Regions from separate parts of the Homo sapiens genome. Here all the other regions are linked to region 1. A link is an interaction called in ENCODE POLR2A ChIA-PET data of the cell type or tissue named here. Cell type or tissue: Caco-2. All regions are shown on one strand. Region 1 overlaps DDX27 (DEAD-box helicase 27). Region 2 overlaps STAU1 (staufen double-stranded RNA binding protein 1). Region 3 has its middle 21 kb from the start of SNORD12.

Region 1 (8,000 bases):
TGAGAAGTGCAAGCAGGCGGCTGGATGTAGTGGCTCATGCCCGTAATCCCAGCACTTTGGGAGACCAAGGAGGACAGATCACTTGAAGCCAGGAGTTCAAGACCAGCCTGGCAAACACGGTGAAACCCCATCTCTACTAAAAATACAAAAATTAGCCAGAAGTGGTGGCAAGTGCCTGTAATCCCAGCTACTCGGGAGGCTGAGGCAGGAGAATCGTTTGAACCCAGGAGGCAAAGGCTGCATTGAGCCAAGATCGTGCCAGTGTACTCCAGCCTGGGCGACAGAGCAAGACTCTGCCTCAAAGAAAAAAAAAAAAAAGTGCAAGCAGGCGAATGTGGCTGGAGCCATGAGCAAGCCTCCAAGGCTGGGATCCCGGGCAGGCAAGGGCCAGGCCCGAAGAGTCCTAAAAAACTAAGATGTTTGGATTTTAGTCTAAGACCAATGGAAGCCACCGCAGGGTGTTCAAATAAGGACATAATAAGTACGAATGTCTTCTGCAAGCAATCATTGTAAATGCTCTGCAATGCAGAGAGTCACAAAAGGCCGAGTGGAAGCAGGGAGCTCGAGCAAGAGGCTGCGCAACGATCCAGGCGACAGAGAACAGTGGTCTGGACTGACGGGTACAACAGCAGCTGATGCCAAGTGGTTGGGAGTTGAACAGGACACAAAGAGGATTGGTGAGGCGATAAAGCAAAGGGAGGAAGGACCCGTGGAGAAGAGAGGCAGCGGATCATCATTAGTGCAGTGCAGCCTCTGCGCTGGGGAAGACTGGACGGCAGAGGCGCAGGGGAAACCAAGCACTTCAGCATGGATACTACGAGCTCAAGGAAGCTGACCAGCCCACCCTGCCCAGGCTTGCCCTGTGCTGCCACCTGCCACGATGGCTTCCCGGTCTCCTTCACGATTAGGCCGGATCCGGATGAACTCCTGCCGCAGGAAGGGAGCCACATCTGTGTTGCTGTTCACAAATATCCGGACAGGATTCTTCAAGGAGACAGAAGCCAGATCTTTCACCTGCCAAGCACAAAGCCAGGTTTCCTCAGCTCTCTGCAAGGTGGTAGGGAAGGAGGAAGCAGTGCTCACCCCAGGCAAACCCCCTCAAGCCCAGCCAGGGTCCTCTGCATGGCCCCCTCTGGGCACACCTGCCACCCGCCACAGAGAAGTCCCTCGGCCCACCTCGTCTGTCATGGTGGCCGAGAAGAGCATGGTCTGGCGGTGGTGGGAACACATTCGGATGATCTCCTTCATCTGCTCCTCAAAGTACTCATCCAGCATCCTGGGAGCAGAGAAAGACATGGCAGAAATGGAGAGAGTGCTCTTCGGTCACAGTGAGGGACACGGGATTGCATACCGGCTGCTGTTTGTTGTCATTGGTTACATTTAGGACTCATCTATTTTATTATTTTATCTTTTCACCAAGAATTATCATTTTGCCACATTTGCTTTGTCTTTTTGTGGCAAGTCAGTCACAGATGTTATAACACCTTACCCCAAATATTTCAGCACACAACTCCTAAGCACTAGGACCTTCTCTTACAGAAACACAACTTCATCAACACACCCAAGACTTTCAAGTGCGTGAATATCTAAAGCACAGGCCACGTTCAAATTCCTTCAGCTGCCTCCAGGTTCCAAGTGTCTTTTTTTTTTTTTTTTTGAGATGGAGTTTCACTCTTGTTGCCCAGGCTGGAGTGCAATGGCACAATCTCGGCCTCCCGGGTTCAAGCGATTCTCCCGCCTCAGCCTCCTGAATAGCTGGGATTACAGGCATGCACCACCACACCCACTTAATTTTTTTTTTTTTTTTTTTTTTTTTTTGAGACGGAGTCTCGCTCTGTCGCCCAGGATGGAGTGCAGTGGCGCGATCTCCGCTCACTGCAAGCTCCGCCTCCCAGGTTCACGCCATTCTCCTGCCTCAGCCTCCGGAGTAGCTGGGACCACAGGCGCCCGCCACCACACCCGGCTAATATTTTTGTATTTTTAGTAGAGACAGGGTTTCACTGTGTTAGCCAGGATGGTCTCAATCTCCTGACCTCATGATCCGCCTGCCTTGGCCTCCCAAAGTGCTGGGATTACAGGCGTGAGCCACCGCACCCGGCTAATTTTGTATTTTTAGTAGAGATGGGGTTTCTCCATGTTGGTCAGGCTGGTCTTGAACTCCCTACCTCAGGTGATCCGCCTGCCTCGGCCTCCCAAAGTGCTGGGGTTATAGGCATGAGCCACTACGCCAGGCCAAGTTTTATTTTATAGTTACCTTTTGTTTTAGTGCAAGAACCAAAGTTCCTGCCTTGCAACTGGCTGCCACGTCTCTAGTCTTCCTGCATCTAGAAAAGCCCCCTCAGCCTGGGCAGCATAGCAAAACCTCATCTCCACAAAAAATACAAAAATGAGCTGGGGCCGGGCAAGGTGGCTCATGCCTATAATCCCAAAACTTTGGGAAGCCGAGGCAGAAGGGTGTCTTAAGCCCAGGAGTTCAAGACCAGCCTTGACAACATAGCGAGACCCCGTCTCTATTTATTTAATATAAAATAAGCCAGGCATGGTAGCATGTGCCTGTAGTAGTAGCTACGTCGGGGGACTGAGATGGGAGGATCACCTGAGTCTAGGAAGTAGAGGCTGCAATGAGCTGGTGTTCACACCATGGCACTCCAGCCTGGGTGACAAAGCAAGACCCTGACTCAAAAAAAAAAAAAAAAGGAACGAAAAGGCCCCTCATCCTTCTCACAGTCTGGATTCGTATAATTATTTCTCAGTAACTGGATTCAGAGAAATCCTCATGGGGACAGCGCTGCTGGGCACAGCTGTGCCCTGCATTCACGCTCCATCATGAGATACTGACGGCCGGTTTGTTCCAGAACTGTGGATGTGAGGTTGGTCACTTGGCTATAGTGTCTGCCAGATCACGCCACTGTAAAGGATCCTCTTTCTCTTTATACATAATAGTAATCTGTGAGATTCCTTGGATTCCATGTTTTCAGCAAGCCCAACCCCTTACAGCATTTCTCTCCCCAGTGCAGGCTACAGTCTAGGTCCAGGTATCACACAGAGCTGTCTCCTGATCTAAATCTCAAATACTTCCTCCGCCTTTTTTGGTCTTTTGAGGTACATACTTGAATAGTTTCCCTCCCCCTTTAAAACCTAAACCAGATCACATCCCCTTGGCTTAAAATGATCTCTTTTTCATCCTTTAGGCCTCAGGAATGGGTCTTCTGTTCTGGGGGAGTCAGCCAATTGGTTATTCAACAAGTATTTACTGAGCGCCTGCTATATACTAGACATGCCCTTGTTCATGGGAGTATAGCAGTAGCCCCTTCATGAATACTGTATCCTAGGGAGAGAGGGGGACTTGGCACTCCATGAACCCTCAGTGACAATGCAGGCAGGACGGGAGGAGCAAGTCAGGGCAGGACCGTCACAGGGCAGCCAGCAAAGGCCCCACTAACAAGATAACAACTGGAACAGAAACCTGAAGGGGCAGGAGATGGCTCCAGGCTGAGGAAATGGCAAATGCAGAAGCCACAAAGTGGGGGCGTGTGGCCAGGCTGTGTCGACAGGCGGGCTGTGGAATGTGAAAACAGGAGGACACGCTAAGAATTCAGAACAGCTGGAAGGATGGAGCTGCCATTCCCCAAGCTGGTGAAGAGTCAGGGATTAAGGGCCTGCAACCTTAGCATGCCCTGGGGCTGTCTGCGAGCTCCTTCCCCTGCCCCACCTCCAGCCTCAGTCCAGAGTTCAGGAAGAGTTCCTTCTGTTCAGTCCCAGAGCAAAGAGGTGAGCAGATGGCACAGAGAGGAACAGAGAGCTGGGGGGCGGGGTGGGGGGAGAGGGAGTCCCCACTGCAGTCACAGAGGCCCTGTGGGAGCCACGCTGGCACTTCCTCTTCCTCCCTCCTCAGCTCCTCAACACTATGGTGTGCGTATGTCCTTATCTCCCATTTACAAATGAGAAAAGATTTGTTTTGAGAATCTAAATATTTCCAAATCTCCCTTAGGAAGTGGCAGGACCAACATTTGACCAGCCTTATCACTTAACCACCATAATAGAGAAAGAGAAAAAAGAGGAAAACATGGGCTAAGGCTGGGCAGAGGCCCCAGCACAAGTGGCTGATCTGGTATCGCACACCAACAGCCATGGCCCAGAGCCACAAAGAATAACGCAGTGTGGCAGGTCCACATCCAGGTTCTGGGCCTTGGAACCCCACAGTGCCCTGGGCCCCAGGCTGTGAGGAGCACCTGTCAGCCTCGTCCAGGATGAGCACCTCGATGCTGCTCAGGTGGAAGGAAGGGCAGTTGTGGAGGTGATCGATGAGCCGGCCTGGGGTGGCGATGAGGATGTCAGGCGCTGCCCGAAGAGCTGCTTCCTGAGACTTCACATCCAAGCCGCCTGCAAAGAGAAGAGAGCCCCACCAGGCGGCCAGGTCAGCTGCTCATGGGTGTTGACTGAGCACCAGCCACTCACCAGGCCTCAGGCCAGATGCAGAGAAAACCACTGAGAGAGTAAGACTGACAAAGGCCCAAGCACATGGGTTTCCCAGAAACGCACTGGGAAAGACAGATCATGTCATTAAAATTGTGCTAAGTGCAAAAATCAACAATGATGATGACACAAAAGCACTTCAGAAGAGAATGCATGGGCTGGGCGAGGTGGCTCATGCCTGTAATCAATCCCAGCACTTTGGGAGGCCAAGGCAGGTGGATCACCTCAGGTCAGGAATTCGAGACCAGCCTACCCAACATGGCGAAACCCCATCTCTATTAAAAATACATAAATTAGCTGTGCATGGTGGTGCACACCTATAATTCCAGCTACTTGGAAAGCAGTGGGAGAATCACTTGAACCCAGGAGGTGGAGGTTGCAGTGAGCCAAGATCATGCCATTGCATTCCCACCTGGGCAACAGAGTGAGACTTCCTCTCAAAAAAAAAAAAAAAAGAGAATGCCTGAAACATTCAAGGACTAAGAGAAGCAGCTGAGGAAAGTGATGAGGTGTCTGTTACAGGGAGACAAAGATCACTTCTGACTTCCAATAGCACAAGGAGGGCAAAATGCAGGCTAGATAACACTATCATATAACTTCATTGGAAAAACGCTGCCCAAAGTAATATTTGATTCATTATTCTCACAGAGCAGAAATTATACCCCAAATTTGTTCAGTACCACGAAAAAAATGTTCATAGTTTTCAGGTTTCATTTGTGAAGGTTGGTTAAGTCTCAATCAAATCCCACCCACCTAAAGCACTATGAAAACATGTCGGCTGGGTGCGGTGGCTCATGCCTGTAATTCCAGCACTTTGGGAGGCCAAGGCAGGCGGATCACGAGGTCAGGAGATCGAGACTATCCTGGCTAACACGGTGAAAACCTGTCTCTACTAAAAATACAAAAAATTAGCCAGGCGTGGTGGCGGTAGTCCCAGCTACTGGGGAGGCTGAGGCAGGAGAATGGCGTGAACCCGGGAGGCGGAGCTTGCAGTGAGCCAAGATTGCGCCACTGCACTCCAGCCTGGGCGACAGAGCGAGACTCCTCCGTCTCAAAAAAAAAAAAAAAAAAAAAAGTCTTCCAGTTTTTAAGTGGATTCAATCAACACAAAGGCCTCTCCTGGCACCTGTCACCAACACCAACAGATGGCGGGGCACATCCATCCTCCACCCCACCACAGTCTCTCAGGGGCTGGCAGCCCTTGGCCAGAAACTCACCCACAGCCAGGCAGGTGGTGATGTTGCAGAACTGGGCCAGCTGTCTGGTGACAGAGTGCACCTGGATGCCCAGCTCTCGGGTGGGCACTAGCACCAGCACGCGGGTGACTGGAGCCTGGCGGGGTTTATAAATCAGACGCTCCAAAACAGGCAGGGCAAAGGCGGCAGTTTTACCTGGAGGGAGGGACAGCAAGGAAGCAATGAGAAGAAGTTTAGCTCCCTCCAGGGTTAGGTTTTCACCAGAGCACAGAAAAACTACGTCTGGTTGGGGAAAATAAAGGAACTTATTTTTCATAGAATATTTTTTCTGCTTTCAAATCACATGGTCAGGCTCACATATGTAATCCCAGCACTTTGGGACGCCGAGGCAGGCGGATCACCTGAGGTCAGGAGTTCAAGACCAGCCTGGCCAACATAGTGAAGCCCCAATTCTACTAAAAATACAAAAAACTTAGCTGGGCATGGTGGCGGGAGCCTGTAATCCCAGCACTTTGTGAGGCCAAGGCAGGCGAATCACCTGAGGTCAGGAGTTCGAGACCAGCCTGGCCAATATGGTGAAATCCTGTCTCTACTAAATATATAAAAATTAGCCAGGCTTGGTGGTGGGCACCTGTAATCCCAGCTACTCAGGAGGCTGAGGAAGGAGATTCACTTGAAGGCAGAGGTTGCAGTGAGCTGAGAACGCACCACTGCACTCTAGCCTGGGTGACAACAGCAAAACTCTGTCTCAAAAAAAAAAAGAAAAAATACAGCCAGGCACAGTGGCTCATGCCTGTAATCCCAGCACTTTGGGAGGCTGAGGCAGGTGGATCATGAGGTCAGGGGTTCAAGACCAGCCTGGCCAAGATAGTAAAACCCTGTCTCTACTAAAAATACAAAAATTAGCCGGGCATGGTGGCGTGTATCTGTAATCCCAGCTACTCAGGAGGCTGAGGCAGGAGAATCGCTTGAACCCGGGAGGCGGAGGTTGCAGTGAGCCAAGATTGCGCCACTGCACTCCAGCCTGGGCAACAGAGCGAGACTCTGTCTCAAAAAAAAAAAAAAAAAAAATTTCCTCCTCTGATATGGCAGGGCCAGGAGGCCATGGTCACAGAGATCAGGGATACCCCAAGAGGATTAAATGAAAATGACCTTCATCAGACCCTTTGAAACTTGTGGCCCACTACTAGACCGGACATCCTCTCATGCACTGTTTATCTTACAAAATTAATCCTTCAGTATGCCAGGCACGGTGGCTCACACCTGTAAATCCCAGCACTCTTGAGAGGCTGAGGCAGGTGTATCACTTGAGGTCAGGAATTCGAGACCAGCCTGGCCAACATGGTGAAACCCTCTCTCTACTAAAAATACAAAAATCAGCCGGGTGTGGTGGCGGGCACCTGTAAACCCAGCTACTGGGGAGGCTGAGGCAGGAGAATCACCTGAACACAGGAGGCAGAGGTTGCAGTGAGCCGAGATTGCGCCACCGCACTCCAGCCTGGGTGACAGAGTGAGACTCCATCTCAAAACAAAAAATTAATCCTTCAGTAAACTGAGTAAGCTCTGCAGTCTAGGAAACACTGTTGTATCAGTGCCAATTTCCTGGTTTTGATTTTGTCCTACAGTTATGTGGGATGTCACCATTGATGAAGGATTCGAGAGACCCTATGCACTATTTTTGCAACTTGCCACTGATCTACAAATACTTCAAAATAAAGTGGTTAAAAATTTAAAAGTCCTTTACTCTCGGCCGGGCGCGGTGGCTCACGCCTGTAATCCCAGCACTTTGGGAGGCCAAGGCGGGCGGATCACGAGGTCAGGAGATCAAGACCATCCCGGCTAAAACGGTGAAACCCCGTCTCTACTAAAAATACAAAAAATTAGCCGGGCGTAGTGGCGGGCGCCTGTAGTCCCAGCTACTTGGGAGGCTGAGGCAGGAGAATGGCGTGAACCCGGGAGGCGGAGCTTGCAGTGAGCCGAGATCCCGCCACTGCACTCCAGCCTGGGCGACAGAGCGAGACTCCGTCTCAAAAAAAAAAAAAAAAAAAAAAAGTCCTTTACTCTCTCAATTGCACCAGTATATCTTTTTTGTGTTACAAAAATTTTATGGCCAGGCACAGTGGCTCATGCCTGTAATCCCAGAACTTTGGGAGGCCAAGATGGGAAAATCGATCGCTTGAACCTGAACCTAGGAATTCAAGACCAGCCTGGACAACAAAGTGAGACCCCTATCTCTACAAAATAAAAAATAAAAATGAAATAGTTCAAAAAACCAAGAATATTTATTTAGCAAACCAGCCTTTGGTAAGTCAACCTAGAGCCCAGCCC
Region 2 (8,000 bases), 80 kb after region 1:
GCATGCTATTACATTTTATTTTAGTGAGTATCATTCTCATACCAGAAAAAAACAGTTCTTTGTCGATTCTTTCTTGCAGAAAGCATAACCCCTACTGTAGAACTAAATGCACTGTGCATGAAACTTGGAAAAAAACCAATGTATAAGCCTGTTGACCCTTACTCTCGGATGCAGTCCACCTATAACTACAACATGAGAGGAGGTGCTTATCCCCCGAGGTATGTGTTTTTTTTTTTTTTTTTTTGTAAAATACAGGAGAAAACGTGTCTGATCTTTTACATAAACCAGTACCTCTAGATTGTGGAGGGAGTAATGATTTGGTTTGGGCCTGCCAAGTGTTGAAGTTGGTCTTAATTACTCTTGTGCCTTTGTGCCCCTCCCCCGCCTTTTCTTTTTTTTCTTTCTTTCTTTTTTTTTTTTTTTTTTTTTTTTTTTTTTTTGAGACAGAGTCTTGCTCTGTCACCCAGGCTGGAGTGCAGTGGTGCAGTCTCGGCTCACTGTATCCTCTGCCTCCTGGGTTCAAGTGAGGAGGCTGTCTCAGCCTCCCGAATAGCTGGGATTACAGGCACCTGCCACCACGCCTGGCTGATTTTTTTTTGTATTTTTTAGTAGAGACGGGGTTTTGCCATGTTGGCTGGGGTGGTCTTGAACTCCGGACCTCAGATGATCTGCCCACCTTGGCCTCCCAAAGTGCTGGGATTACAGGCGTGAGCCACCACACCTGGCTGCGCCTCTTTTTTTTTTTTTTAATTCATTGAGACAGGGTCTCCGTATGTTGCCCAGACTGGTCTTGAACTTCTGGGCTCAAGGAGTCCTCCTGTCTTGGCCTCCCGCAGTGCTAGGATTAAAGTGTGAGCCACCACACCCGGCCCTTTGTGCTTCTTTTTTTTTTTTTTTTTCTGAGACGGAGTCTCGCTCTGTTGCCCAGGCTGGAGTGCAGTGGCATGATCTCGGCTCACTGCAAGCTCTGCCTCCCGGGTTCATGCTATTCTCCTGCCTCAGCCTCCCAAGTAGCTGGGACTACAGGCGCCTGCCACCACACCCGGCTAATTTTTTGTATTTTTAGTAGAGACGGGGTTTCACCTTGTTAGCCAGGATAGTCTCAATCTCCTGACCTCATGATCCGCCCACCTCGGCCTCCCAAAGTGCTGGGATTACAGGCATGAGCCACCACGCCCGGCTCCTTTGTGCTTCTTTAACTACTGCTCTTGGGTAGGGCCTGAGCATATTTCTTGCTGGCAGTGTGGCTTGTGCCCTCAAGCAGCCTGGCTAAAGATAACCCTTGTAACTGCTTTGTGTAACTGAATCATATTTAAACATGATTCCCATAGCATCATGATTCCTGCAAGACAATGATTCCCAGCATTTGTAGATTACCTGATTATTGGGTACTTTTTGACTTTTGAACTTGTGCGTTTTGTAAATAGCTTTGGTGCAATAAAATATTAATTGAAACCTGAAAATGCCATGGATTAAAAATCTTCTGCTGGCAGTAATAAGACATTAGTGGAGGCCAGGTGTGGTGGCTCACGCCTGTAATCCCAGCTCTTTGGGAGGCCAAGGCAGGCGGATCATGAGGTCAGGAGTTTGAGACCAGCCTGGCCAACATGGTGAAACCCTGTCTCTACTAAAAATACTAAAAATACAGGCATGGTGGCAGGTGCCTGTAATCCCAGCTACTCGGGAGGCTGAGGCAGGAGAATCGCTTGAACCCAGGAAGCGGAGGTTGCAGTGAGCCGAGATCGCACCACTGCACTCCAGCCTGGGCAACAAGAGAAACTCCATCTCACAAAAAAAAAAAAAAAAAAAAGACATTAGTGGATAGATGATGAGCAAAATGGAATTCTTCATTTCCCTGCTCTCTGTTGGGGGATAGTCATTTTAAAAATATAAGCTATGAAATGGATAAGAAACTGGGTTCTGCTAGGGAAATGGATAAGAAACTGGGTTCTGCTAGGTAGGCTACAGCTTATTGGGATTTCTTGAAATGAGGGTCCTTTTGAAAGACTTGTGCATTAAAATTCCCAGCCTCCTATTGGAGACATGCAAATTTAAAGCTAAGGTTTGAGAAGGCAGAGCAAGCCAAGTTTTTGTCTCAGCCAAAGCCTAATTCATTTTAGATTTTGTCAGTGCAGGTTAGTGTGATAAACTCATAATTTATAAGCCATTGTATTTTGTGAGATGTAAGTTTGGATTGCTAAACACTCTTTGCTTATACTGTGTAGCAATTCTAATCCAGTTTAAGCTTTTATGAAATCTCTGGATATATTGATGAAGAGTGATTAGCATCAAACACTAATGTGAGTAGGATCGTGATGAAGGAAATACTTGCATTTGCCAGAGAGTGTATAGGTGACTTATCAACTTGAGACTGTAATTTGCCTAACCTCCTTTTATTTCTAGGTACTTTTACCCATTTCCAGTTCCACCTTTACTTTATCAAGTGGAACTTTCTGTGGGAGGACAGCAATTTAATGGCAAAGGAAAGACAAGACAGGCTGCGAAACACGATGCTGCTGCCAAAGCGTTGAGGATCCTGCAGAATGAGCCCCTGCCAGAGAGGCTGGAGGTGAGGAGTTGAGCCCAGGCTCCCTGACGCTTCGACAGGGTAGGAGGGTAGTGGGGAGATGTCACCGCACATTATCTTTTCTAAGAAGGCACATTGACAGCTGTCCATAATTTTTATTTGAATGCCTCCAAGATTTTATGCTCTGTAGCTTTCTTGCTTTTTACTCCTTTTTTCCTTTTAAAATTTCTTAACAAGAAAGTCAGTTGCCTTCTTTTTCAGTCTGTAGCATGGTTTTGAGTGACATGATACGGTGTGAACACGTTAGAAAGTTTGTGATTCAGTTGAGTTGTGAAGAACATGTATGGATGAAGTCTTCGGTGCTCAAGATTATGCTTGCCAGAATCTACTGTGATATATGGGTACCAGGTTAGAGGATTTTCTGAAGCTGTTTTTTACCAGCCACTCTTGATTATATAGAAGCGCCAGTTACCTTTTGCCTCATAACAGACCATCATAGAATTTAGTGATGGTTTAAACATCTCCAGGCATTTATTTTGCTTATGAGTCTGTGATTGAGGCTGGGCTTGGCAAGGGTGTAGCTTGTCTTCGTTCCACACAGCTTTGGTTGAAGTGGATCTGCACGGGGCCGGAGGATCTGCTTTTAAGGTGGCTCACTCACGTGGCTGGTAAGTTGGTGCTTGCTGTCAGCTAGGAGCTCAGCTGGGGGTTCTGGCCCCAGGACCTCAGTTCATCCCTGGGTGACCTATGGAAGGATTGCTTATACTTCTTCATGTTATGGTGGCTGGTTGCCAAGAGTAAGCATCCTAGAAGATGGGAAATGGAAGCAGCTGCCAGTTTCTTAAGGCTTAGGCTCAGAAATCACAGCATCGTGTCTGCCATATTCTACAGGTCAAGCAGTCATGGAGCCCAGATTCAAAGGAAGGAGATATAGAATGTCACTTAGAAAAAAAAAATTGAGGTGGCTGGGCGCAGTGGCTCACGCCTGTAATCCCAGCACTTTGGGAGGCCAAGGCGGGTGGATCATGAGGTCAGGAGATTGAGACCATCCTGGCTAAGATGGTGAAACCCCATCTCTACTAAAAATACAAAAAATTCGCCGGGCGTGGTGGTGGGCGCCTGTAGTCCCAGCTATTCGAGAGGCTGAGGCAGGAGAATGGCATGAACCCGGGAGGCGGAGCTTGCGGTGAGCCGAGATTGTGCCACTGCACTCCAGCCTCAGGGACAGAGCGAGACTCTGTCTCAAAAAAAAAAAAATGGAGGTAAAAATTATATAACCTAAATTGACTATTGTAAGTGTACAATTCAGTGGATTTTAGTACGTTCACAATATGGAGAATCCCATTTCCAGATGATGAAAGGATTGTCAAAGAATTAGGGGCCATGTTTTAAAACCACCATGATAGGAAAAGGATTTTAACATTTTTGTGACTAAATAGCAATATAATTCTTAGGGAATCAGTAACTCCATGCCATTGAGGGGTCAAAGCATTAGTGAATATCTTTGGCCAGGCAGAATCTTATCACAGATAGAGTCACAAAGTCTAGAAGAAGTCCAGTGAATTGAAAACATTGAGATTTCATAATTCTGTTTAATCACAACAGGAAATGCCACCTGAAAATATCTCTGGGTAGCATTTGACTTTTCTTCACCAGGAAACATGTTCACAAAGAACAGGAGGATCCTGCACAGAACAGTGGGCTATGTGATGAGAGGTGTAGACCCGAGTGGACCTTGGGCAGGGTGCCTGCTGAGTCTGTTGTATCCAGCTGCCACCCAGGGTGACCCAACTTGGGCTTCATGGCTGGCCGCACAGGAGCGATTTGTTTTTCTTTTGTTACGCTGCATTTCCATTTTCCGCTATAATCACCTATTCTAACAGATGATCTGTTTCCAGGGCTCACTAAGGACCAAATCAAAGAAAATGAGGCTGTAACTAAAAGAGGAGGATTTAGTGAAGTTAAAAGAATGAGCTTTTCAGTGGTGAGATTTGTTAAAACACCAAAAAGGTAGTGTAATTTGAGTTATTTTGGAGGCTTTTCAGCTTTTTACTTGACTGTTGCTAATCTAATTGGAGTCAGATGGAGTAGGTATTTCTAGTCCTTCCAGCCAATAGTTGATGAACAATTGCTGGACACTGCTATATGGCTTTTCTGCATCACAATCACTTGAGAAGTTAAAAAAATAAATTCTAGGCCCAACCCCGGGATTCTAATGCAATAGGTGTAGGGTGAGACCCAGGAATCTGGCTTTTGCTTTTGTTGTACTTGCTTGGGGGTGTGTGTGTGTGTGTTTTGAGACAGTCTCTCCCTGCTTTTGTTGTTCTTGCTGGTGTGTGTGTGTGTGTGTGTGTGTGTGTGTGTGTGTGTGTTTTGAGACAGTCTCTCCCTGTCACCCAGGCTGGAGTGTAGTGGCATGATCTTGGTTCACTGCAACCTCCACCTCCTGGGTTCAAGCAATTCTTGTGCTTCAGCTTCCTGAGTAGCTGGGACTACAGGTGCTCACCACCACGCCCAGCTAATTTTTGTATTTTTAGTAGAGATGGGGTTTCACTGTACTGCCCAGGCTGGTCTCAAGCTCCTGAGCTCAGGTGATCTGACCACCTTGGCCTTCCAAAGTGCTGGGATTATGGGCATGAGCCACCATACCTGGCCATGTTGTTGTTAATGAGCTCTTGGAGTGATTCTGAGGTATGGTCAAGGTTGGGGAACCACAGATCTAAGAGCTGTCAGCACTTCCCCAGCAGTTCCTCCCCTTGAGTCCTCCATGAGAGTGATCACAGTATTGCTACAAAGGATAAGTGCCTGTTGGTGTTTCTGAGTCTCCCGCCTTCACTCACTAGAGCAGCGTTGGTTGGCACAGTCCTGAGGGCAGCGGCTGTTGTAGACATGTTCTTCTGGGCTGAGTTTTCACCGGGTCCTATGAAATCTCTGAGGAGCTTTGCTGGGAGTGGTGTTTAAATCTACTTGTGCCCTTTGGCGTTTCTTCTCTATGCCCCTTTTCTAGCTCTGTAGAGTTGGAAGTAGAGACCGTGCCTGTCAGAAATGGCTTAAAGACTGGCCTTAGCCAGTGAAGTGAAGAGTCATTAATTCAGAAAAGACTTATTTGAAGTACTAGATGAATATCCCTTACCCTAAACGCTTGCGACTAGAAGTGTTTTGGATTTCAGAGCTTTTTTTGATTTTGGAATATTTCCATCATACGTAATGGGATATCTTGGGAATGGGACCCAAGTCTAAACATGAAATTTATTTGTGTTTCGTATACACCTTATACAGAAAGCCTGAATGTAATTTTATTTTTTTCTTGGGGGTATTGAATAAACTGTTTTGACTGCGACACGTTGCATGAGGTCATGTACGGAATTTCCACTTGTGGCATTGTGTTGGTGTTCAAAAAGTTTGATTTTTGGAGCATTTTAGGTTTTGGATTTTTGAATTAGGAATGCTCAGCCTGCAATAAGTGAAACACTTGGCCTCTTTCGTAAATGTGCTGCCCTTGATTTTACCAGGCTCTCTGATAGCAGGCAGTAGGGGAATAAAGAGAGACAGTTTTAAAAGATAACTTTTTTTTTCTTAAAAATAGTGCATATGGACTATAAAAAATTTTAAATTCAAAAACAAGGAACAATGAATGATTTATAAATTTACCACTTGCGGATAATCACTGTAACCATTTGGTGTATATTCACTGACAAGCACATATACAAGTAAATACAGATGCCTATCTATTTCATAAAAATGGCATGACAGTGTACAGTAACCACCTTTTTTCACTGATGTGTATATCTTGAATATGTTACGTCATTTACTTAAAATTCCTTGGAGGACCCAAATTCAGCACACACCTAAGCACTTTCTAATGGCTACAAAATGTTCCACTATGTGAATGCACTGCTTTATTTTCCAACAGGGACTTGATTATTTAGGTTGTTTGCATTTTCCCTCTTATAAAATGGGTCGGGAAGAACATCGTTGCAGTTAAAGTCTTTGTCCACGGTCCTAGAAGTGGAATTGCTGAACCAGCGGGTATGCATGGTGGTACATATGGCCAAGTTCTCCACAGAAAGAGGGTGCCATTTTACAACCTGCTGACAGGCCATAAGCAGCCCGTCTGTCCACAGCCTGCCAGCATTGGAAATGATCATTTTAAACAAATTGTCAGTTTAGCTGTGGCATATTTGTGGAGCATGTGATTGTGTGGTGGATCAGTGCATCTTCTCTAGAAGATATGCAGTAAAGCCAGCGCTTGCTGTCTACAGGGCAGGCATAGTCTGGGCCCTCCATGCCAGGCGCTGTGCTAGACCCTGAGTTGAAACAGTCAGCGCCATCCCTTTTCCTGTGAACTTAGTCAAATGGAGCTGCCAGACATTAACATTAATATCAGCAAAAAGTGCATTTAGTGCAAGGATGGAAAAATGACAAGAATTAGAAGAACGTAAAGTATCTCATTTAGGTTGGAATAATGGTGGTGAGTTCAGAGCAGTCTTTTCAGAGGAAGAGACATTTCGGCTGATACTAAAGATCAGCAAAGGGCAGGGACAGTGTATGCCCAGAGAGGGAGTGGCAGTTGCAAAGGCCCCAAGTTAAGAAAGTGCATGGGTTATTTGTTTATTTAATCTAAGGTTTGTGCTAATGAAGTATGAGTTTTACTCAGTGTCTGAGCTATTAGGAGCAGTATGGTCATAGCTGCAGTATCTGTAATAGAGAAAAACGGGGGCTAGCTTAAATGTCTGTTACTAGGAAAGTGGTTAAAAACTTGGCTACGTTTATCCCCTGAGTACCAGAGTGAGATATCTCATATAGGCAGGCATGAAAAGGGATGAAGATGCAGAGCTGTTACTGTGCATACAGTGTGATCCTGTTGGTGTTTCAGTGTGTATGTATTTTTGTTTCTTTCTTTCCTTTTTTTTTTTTTGGAGATAGGGTCTCACTCTGTTGCCCAGGCTGGAGTGCGGAGGCCCTCCATGCAGGCTCACTGCAGCCTTGACCTCCCTGGGCTTAGGTGATCCTCCCATCTCAGCCTCCTAAGTAGCTGGGACTATAGATTCATGCCACCACTCCCTGTTAATTTTTGTATTTTTTGTAGAGATGGGGTTTTGCCATGTTGCCCTGGCTGGTCTTAAACTCCTAGTCTTAAATGATCTGCCCAGCTTGGCCTCCCAGAATCCTGGGATTACAGGCATGAGCCACCGTAAACATCCTGAAGTTTTTAAAATACTTTTTTATACTTTTGTAAAAATGAATAAATGCAGCTCTTTCTGGTTTTGAGTCTTTATCTTCACTTGGGATAGGTGCATACTTAATTAGGAGTAAAGTTAAAATTAGAGACCCATTTGTTTATTTATTTATTTTCTTGAGATGGTGTCTCACTCTGTCACTCAGGCTGGAGTGTAGTGGTGTGATTTTGGCTCACTGCAACCTCCGCCTCCTGGACTCAAGCAGTCCTTCCACCTCAGCCTCCCAAGTAGCT
Region 3 (8,000 bases), 71 kb before region 1:
AGCTGGTCCCAGCACCTCACTTTGAGACTTCTGGCCTGAGCCAGTCACAGTCATTCTACTCTCCTTGCCAATGACTGGCTTAAGCTTGAAGCACACGACACACATCTGGCTAATAAGATGTGAGGAGAAGGCTGCTAGAACTTCTGGGACAACATTCCCAGAGAGTCTATTAAAATGGTACTCCTGGCTTGTGCCACACGGCAGCCATTGGCTGGGGTGAGGGGTGGGGGTCAGAAGAATGGGCTCCTGGGGAAAGATTTCTCCACTGATAGAGAGATGCCTGGAAGGGTACATGCTCCTCTTCCTTTGAAAGTTCAGTTATGTCTGGGTGTGGTCGCTGGCATTGTGTCCTTGACCTTGTGACCTTCACACAACAAGCCTGGGGACAGCACACCAACCATCCAGGATGGCAGGGAGAAAAGTGGGAGAGATCTTGAGCCCTTGAAGAACTTGTTGAAATGGTGGATCAGCCAACCCTAAATGGTCCTCCTTAGGAACATCTCTCAAGCTCCACCACAGACCTACTGAACCAGAATCTGCATTTTTAGCTGAGAAGCATCCAAAAGCACTGCTCCAACTTACACAGCAGAACACATGCTTTGGATTTTCTGGGCCTTTCTATTTAGCCCCAGGTACTTTTTTTTTTTTTTTTTTTTTTTTTGAGACAGAGTCTCACTCTGTCATCCAGGCTGGAGTGCAGTGGCGTGATCTCGGGTCACTGCAACCTCCACCTCCCAGGCACAAGCAATTCTGCCTCAGCCTCCTGAGCAGCTGAGATTACAAGCATGTGCCACCATGCCCAGCTAATTTTTGTATTTTTAGTAGAAATGGGGTTTTACCATGTTGCCCAGGGTGGTCTTGAACTCCTGACCTCAGGTGATTCGCCGCCTCAGCCTCTCAAAGTGCTAGGGTTACAGGCATGAGCCACCACGCCTGGCCCCATCTAGTAATAGCTGCATGAAATCATATTATTAATCATGTGAAAACAAAAAATCACAGGCACTACATACAGAAGCTCCCTAGCCAATTTTTCCATGCATCTCATTGGCCAGAACTAGGCTGCATTCATTAGCTGCAGAGGAGGTTGGGAAGGTGAAGGTCTGGCCACATCTGCTTCTGTCATGGGAGAAGGAAGCAAAGACCCAGGAGGGGAAAACAACTGTTGGGTAGAAACCATCAGTGTCTACCACAAATAAGTATTATTAATGCCTATTTTCAGAGTAAGTCAAGGCTCAGAGGTGTGAACTCACTTGCCTAAGGTCACACAGCTAAAAAGTACCTGCCACTTTGTAAGAAACTGGTGTAAATTTTTACAAATGAGAGGGCTGAGTCAGTTAGTGCATGAAATGGGCCTTGAACCCAGATTCTGTGAAGTTCAATATGGTGATCTAGCCACTTCCTCAAGTTGCCTTCCTTTTGCCTTTTGTGTGTGTTTATATCTTAAGGAAGATTTTTTTGGCTGGGCATGGTGGCTCATGCCTGTAATCCCAGCACTTTGGGAGGCCGAGGCGGGTGGATCACCTGAGGTCAGGAGTTCAAGACCAGCCTGGCCAACATGGTGAAACCCCACCTTTACTAAAAAAATACAAAAAATTAGCTGAGCATGGTGGTGGGCACCTGTAATCCCAGCTACTTGGGAAGCTGAGGCAGGAGAATCGCTTGAACCCAAGAGGCAGAGGTTGCAGTGAGCCAAGATGGCGCCATTGCACTCTAGCCTGGGCAACAAGAGCAAGACTCCATCTCAAAAAAAAAAGAAACATTTTTATATATTTTTTAAAGACAGAGCTAAATTAGGGAGCAGTAAGGTACCCATGTGACTTCCTGAGTGGCTAGCCACAGAGAGAAGAGATGAATGCCTGATACAACTGGAATTTTCCCAGCTGCTTCTGGATGCCACCCAACCCAAAACGCATATGGAACCATTAGACACACAGGCAAATGTTATTTTCACCGTTTTCTGCCAAATGTCTAGCTGACTCCACTGATAAATGATAAAGCTCAGGGTGGAGCCGGGTGCTTAATTTTCTCTGATGGTTCACTTTCCAGCTCAATTTCCCTTCCTGGCAGAGAGTTTGGGAAACTGGAACCCCATGATTTAGAGATGAGGAAAATTCCTCCTAAGCAAATGAAGCATGTTGAGTGTTTATGGAAATGTCTGGAGTTTGACATTTTTATTCTACTTTAACATGACTCCAGCTCTGATAAGTGTTTAACTGATGTCTGTTATATGTGTCTGAGTCCCAAGTTTATCATGAACAAGTTTTTCAGCAGCTGAAGAATGTTGGACAGAATTCTGTGTAGTGTTGCCGAGTTCATTCTCATCTCTGAGCCTTTGCACTTTCTGTCTCCGCTCCCAGAATGCTCTTCCCTTTCAGATTTTCTTGTGCCCAGCTCCTATTCATCCTTCAGATCTTGGCTCACATGTCACATCCTCAGAGAGGCCTTCCCTGAATACTGTAATCAAAGTAACCCTCTAGTAATTTTCAATTTTCTTTCCCATCCCTTTTTTTTGAGACACGGTCTTGCTTTGTTGCCCCAGGCTGGAGTGCAATGGTGCGATCTCAGCTCACTGCAACCTCTGCCTCCCAGGTTCAAGTGATTCTCATTCCTCAGCCTCCTGAGTAGCTGGGATTACAGGTGTGTGTCACCACACCTGGCTAATTTCTGTGTTTTTCGTAGAGAAGAGCTTTCACCAAGTTGGCCAGGCTGGTCTCGAACTTCTGGCCTCAAGCAATCCACCCGCCTTGGCCTCCCAAAGTGCTGGGATTACAGGTGTGAGCCACTGTGCCTGGCCTGTAAATCTCTTTAATGTCTGGGAGGCTGAAACACAAGAATTGCTTGAACCTGGGAGGCAGAAGTTGCAGTGAGCTGAAATCACACCACCACACTACAGCCTGGGCAACAGAGTGAGACTCTGCCTCAAAAAGAGAGAGAGAGAGCCTAAGGAGAGAGGACATCTAAATAGAACATGTTTCGACGTTAGCTCTTCATGCACATGTATTTTCATCACAGCACTGTTCACAATAGCAAAGACATGGCATCAACCTAGGTGCCCATCAGCAGTGGAATAAAGAAAATGTGGTACATATACACAACAGAATACTACACAGCCCTGAAAGAAAATGAAATCCCCAGGCACAGTGGCTCACACCTGTAACCCCAGCACTTTGGGAGGCTGAGGTTGGTGGATCACCTGAGGTTGGGAGTTCGAGACCAGCCTGACCAACATGAAGAAACCCCGTTTCTACTAAAAATACAAAAATTAGTCAGGTGTGGTGGCGCATGCCTATAATCCCAGCTACTCGGGAGGCTGAGGCAGGAGAATCGCTTGAGCCCAGGAAGCGGAGGTTGCAGTAAGCCGAGATCACCCCACTGCACTCCAGCCTGGCGACAGAGCGAGACTGTGTCTCAAAAAAAAAAAAAAAAAAGAAGGAAATCATGCCCTTTGCAGCAACATGGATGCAGCTGGAGGCCACTATCATAAGCAAATTACCACAGAAACAGAAAAACAAATACCATATGTTCTCACATACACATGGGAGCTATACATTGGGTACACGTGGACACATACAGATGAAACATTAGACACCAGAGACTACAAGAAGGGGAAGAGAGGGATGGGGCAGGGGGTGAAAAACCCCCTACTGGGTACCTTGCTCACTACCTGGATGACAGGCTTGAGGGGGAAGAGAGGGACGGGGCAGGGGGTGAAAAACCCCTTACTGGGTACCTTGCTCGCTACCTGGATGACAGGCTCAATCATACCCCAAACCTCAGCACCACGAAATATATCCTTGTAACAATCCTACATGTGTACCGCCTGAATCTAAAGTAAAAGTTGATATTTTTTTTAAATGTGCTCTTGGGTTAGATCTTAGACCATAACAAGGATATTAGTAGGAAAATTGGCAACATTTGAATGAAGTCTATAGAACAGATTGGTGATTCTTAAAGTATGGTGTTTAAGACACTTTCAGGGGGCTGCAAGGTCAAAAGAATTTTCTTTTTTTTTTTTTTGAGGTGGAGTCTCGCTCTGTCACACAGGCTGGAGTGCAGTGGCGCCATCTCGGCTCACTGCAAGCTCCGCATCCCAGGTTCACGCCATTCTCCTGCCTCAGCCTCCTGAGTAGCTGGGACTACAGGCGCCTGCCACCATGCTCGCCTAATTTTCTGTATTTTTAGTAGAGATGGGTTTTCACCGTGTTGGCCAGGATCGTCTCAATCTCCTGACCTCATGATCCACCCGCCTCGGCCTCCCAGAGTGCTAGGATTACGCGTGAGCTACCGCGCCCGGCCAAGAATTTTCATAATGATAGTAAGACTTTATCTTTTAACATTCCCCTGTGACATTTGCGTTAAATGGTACAAAAACAACAGAGGACAAAGCTGCTGGCTCCTTAGCATGAATCAAAGTGGTGGCACCTAATTCTATTAGTAATCACTGTATTCTTCACCCCTACAAGCCCACAGTAACAAGAAGAGAGCCAGTTTCACTTAGGAATGTCCTTGATAAAGCAGTAAAAATTGCTAATTCTATTGCATGTCAACCCTTGAATACACTTTTAAAATGTGTTTTTAAAATTCTGTGTGAGGCCAGACATGGTGGCTCACACCTGTAATCCTAACACTTTGGGAGGCCGAGGCAGGTGGATCACTTGAGGTCGAGAGTTGAAGACCAGCCTGGCTAACATGGCGAAACCCCGTCTCTACTAAAAATACAAAAATTCGCTGGGCGTGGTGGTGGGCACGTGTAGTCCCAGCTACTCAGGAGGCTGAGGCAGGAAAATCACTTGAACCCAGGAGGCAGAGGTTGCAGTGAGCCAAGATCCCGCCACTGCACTCCAGCCTGGGCAACAGAGTGAGACTGTCTTAGAAACAGTCTCAGCTGAGCATGGTGGCTCACGCCTGAAATCCCAGCACTTTGGGAGGCCTAGGCAGGCAGAGATCGCTTGAGCCCAGGAGTTCAAGATCAGCCTGGGCAACCTGGCAAAACCCATCTCTACAAAAAAATACAAAAATTAGCCAGGCGTAGTGGTGCATGCCTGTAGTCCCAGCTACTCGGGAGGCTGAAGTGGGAGGACCACCTGAGCCCAGGAGGCAGAATTGCAGTGAGCCGAGATCATCCTGGGCCACAGAGTGAGACTGTCTCCAAAAAAAAAAAAGAAACAAACAAACAAAACCAGAATCTCACTCTGTTGCCCAGGCTGGAAGATATCACTTCTATGTGGCATCTACACATATAAGTCAAAGTCATAAGAGAGAAGCAGAGAAAATTGTTTTCAGGAGATATTGATCAAAGGGTACAAATTTCCAGTTAAACAAGAGGAATAACTTCAAGAGCTCTATTGTACATCATGGTGACTATAGTCAATAAGAATATACTGTGTACTTAAAAATTGCTCAAGAGATTTTGTGTTCTTATCACAAAAAATAAGTGAAGTATCATGCCTGCAATCACAGCACTTTGGGAGGCCGAGGGGGGCAGATCACCTGAAGTCAGGAGTTTGAGACCAGCCTGAGCAAAATGGTGAAACCCGTCTCTACTAAATACAAAAAATTAACCGGGCATGGTGGCAGATGTAATCCCACCTACTTGGGAGGCTGAAGCAGAAGAATCGCTTGAACCCTGGAGGCAGAGGATGCAGTGAGCCGAGATCATGCCACTGTACTCCAGCCTGGGTAACGAGAGCAAAACTCTGTCTCTTAAAAAAAAAAAAAGTGAAGTAATGCATATTTTAATTAGCTTGATTTAGCCATTCCACAACATATACATATTCCAAAACATCGTGTTGTACACAGTAAATATATACAACTTTTATTTGTCCATTAAATATAAAATGTGATGTCACCTGATGTGCCCAGCATCATCATGTATGACGCTTTCTTGCCAAAATATTTAACTTGATCTTATCAAAACTTTAGATTGACTCTCCAATTTACAGGGGATGCAGGATACAGAGGAACAAATGAAGTGACACCCCCAGAAGGCAACACTCAGATGAATCCAGAAGGTGAGACGTTCTCTAGGACAAGCCCCTATGGTAAAGGGGAAGAAAGGGTGGTGCTAGGCTGGAAGAACCTGAAGGACCTAATGGCCTCCAGTCACACATATCCTCTGCCAGCTGTACAGGACTTTTGTGGACAAATGGGAAATTTATTGATGTGAAAAAATGGAGATGGTTAACTGACAGAGGTTACAAAACAGCACTATAGGCCGGGCGTGGTGGCTTACACCTAGAATCCCAGCACTTTGGGAGGCCAAGGCAGGTGGATCACATGAGGTTGGGAATTCGAGACCAGTGTGGCCAACACAGCAAAACCCCGTCCCTACCAAAAATACAAAAATTAGCTGGGCGTGGTGGTGGGCACCTGTAGTCCCAACTACTCGGGAGGCTGAGGCAGGAGAATCACTTGAACCTGGGAGGCAGAGATTGCAGTGAGCCGAGATCACACCACTGCATTCCAGCCTGGGAAACAGAGTAAGACTGTCTTAAAAACAAAAACAAAAAACAAAACAAAACAAAAAAAAAACAGCATTATGGTATGATCCCACTTTGGTAAAGAATACATACAGTGTATATATAAACATGTAGAAAAAGACCTAGAAGTGGCCTGACGCAGTGGCTCACACCTGTAATCCCAGCACTTTGGGAGGCCGAGGCGGGCGAATCACCTGAATCAGGAGTTCGAGACCAGCCTGCACAACATGGTGAAACCCCGTCTCTACTAAAAATACAAAAATTAGCCAGGCATGGTGGCAGGCACCTGTAATCCCAGCTACTCGGGAGGCTGAGGCAGGAGAATCGCTTGAACCTGGGAGGCAGAGGTTGCAGTGAGCTGAGACTCTTCTCAAAAAAAAAAAAAAAAAAGACCTAGAAGTATATAAAATAAAATAAGGTTCAACAGTGGAGTCTGAGTTGTGTCAGTATTTTCTTGTTTTTATCCTTCTGTACTTCCCTCAACAGTGCACCACATATTCTGCTTTGGTTTTTGTTGTTGTTTGTTGTTGTTTTTTTCTGATTTAGTAATAAAGTTTTTTTTAACATTTTATTTGGAAATAACTATTGATTCACAGAGAACTGCGAAAATAGTATGTAGAATATCAAGTACACTTCAACCAGCTTCCCCCAAGTGTGACATCTTTTTTTTTTTCTGTTTTGTAATTTTAATTGAAGAAATTGCTTTTTTTGTTGTTGCTTTGTTTTTAACAGGGTCACCAGCCTGGCAGTCACAGAAAACGCATTTGGCAACTTCCTGCAACTGTTGTGGAAATGACAGCAGGCCATGGTCCAAGCCAAAATGGAGAAGCCAGGCCTCGCAGAAGAAACCAGCAGGCAGCTCTGGGAGGCCATTTGCACAGAGCTTATTTTGAAGTCTTGGGGTTCAAATCCCAACTCTGCCTCTAGATAGTCACAACCCACTGGATAGAGAATAGTTCAAGCAGAATGTAATTTGAGACTAACAAAGGTGCGCCCAGGATATAAGGAAACCACATAAGCTAATGTTGACCCATGAAGCACCCCCTACACCTGATGGGGCAGGCAGGAAGCGGTTACCAGAGCCCAGAAAGTCAGGTGGGGAAGCACTTGAGGGGCTGTGGCCTTAGACAGAGGCAGCCAGGCTGAGGCATGTGCCTTAGGGGAGCACACATCTCAGCCTCACCCTCCCTGCCTCCTGGGGAACCTTGAGGCCACCAGACAAGGAGCCATTAATGCAGTTCACGCTCCCAGGAGCATTGAGCAGAGAGGAGCAGAGAGGACAAGGGTGAGAAGGGGATCGGAGGCGCTAAGGAAGACACTGGCAGAGCCATTTATTGTGCATCTGAGGCAAGTCACTTCCCCTGCCCAATCTGTTTCCTTGTCTGTAAAACTGGGATGTTACCTCACTCACTTGAGGTGAGGAATAAATTATTTAAAACATATAATGGTGGCTCACACCAGTAATCCCAATACTTTGGGAGGTTGAGGCAGGAGGATCGCTTGAGCCCAGGAGAGATCAGC

The links. Peaks named below come from ENCODE experiments on the same cell type or tissue, not always from the same donor. Only the 100,000 strongest peaks of a DNase experiment are listed, where the experiment ranks them.
Region 2: POLR2A ChIA-PET joins it to region 1 with 5 read pairs; 16 of 35 experiments call an interaction of 5 or more read pairs at or near these places.
Region 3: POLR2A ChIA-PET joins it to region 1 with 5 read pairs; 5 of 35 experiments call an interaction of 5 or more read pairs at or near these places.

The regions. Positions count from the first base shown.
Region 1 is chr20:49,226,582-49,234,581 of GRCh38, reverse strand. It overlaps DDX27 (DEAD-box helicase 27), which reads right to left. Exons shown (of 21, transcript NM_017895.8): 8 at 5,694-5,867; 9 at 4,233-4,383; 10 at 1,177-1,276; 11 at 873-1,014. Among named protein-coding and RNA genes, the nearest start is that of DDX27, 11 kb to the right of the region's middle. In Caco-2, no CTCF peak of the experiment used is centred here; DNase peaks (open chromatin) are centred at 1,154, 3,631 and 4,351.
Region 2 is chr20:49,146,151-49,154,150 of GRCh38, reverse strand. STAU1 (staufen double-stranded RNA binding protein 1) reads left to right here. Exons shown (of 14, transcript NM_017453.4): 4 at 80-218; 5 at 2,404-2,569. Among named protein-coding and RNA genes, the nearest start is that of STAU1, 38 kb to the left of the region's middle. In Caco-2, no CTCF peak of the experiment used is centred here; a DNase peak (open chromatin) is centred at 3,188.
Region 3 is chr20:49,297,326-49,305,325 of GRCh38, reverse strand. No RefSeq gene overlaps it. Among named protein-coding and RNA genes, the nearest start is that of SNORD12, 21 kb to the right of the region's middle. RefSeq lists an enhancer at 7,637-8,000. In Caco-2, no CTCF peak of the experiment used is centred here; no DNase peak of the experiment used is centred here.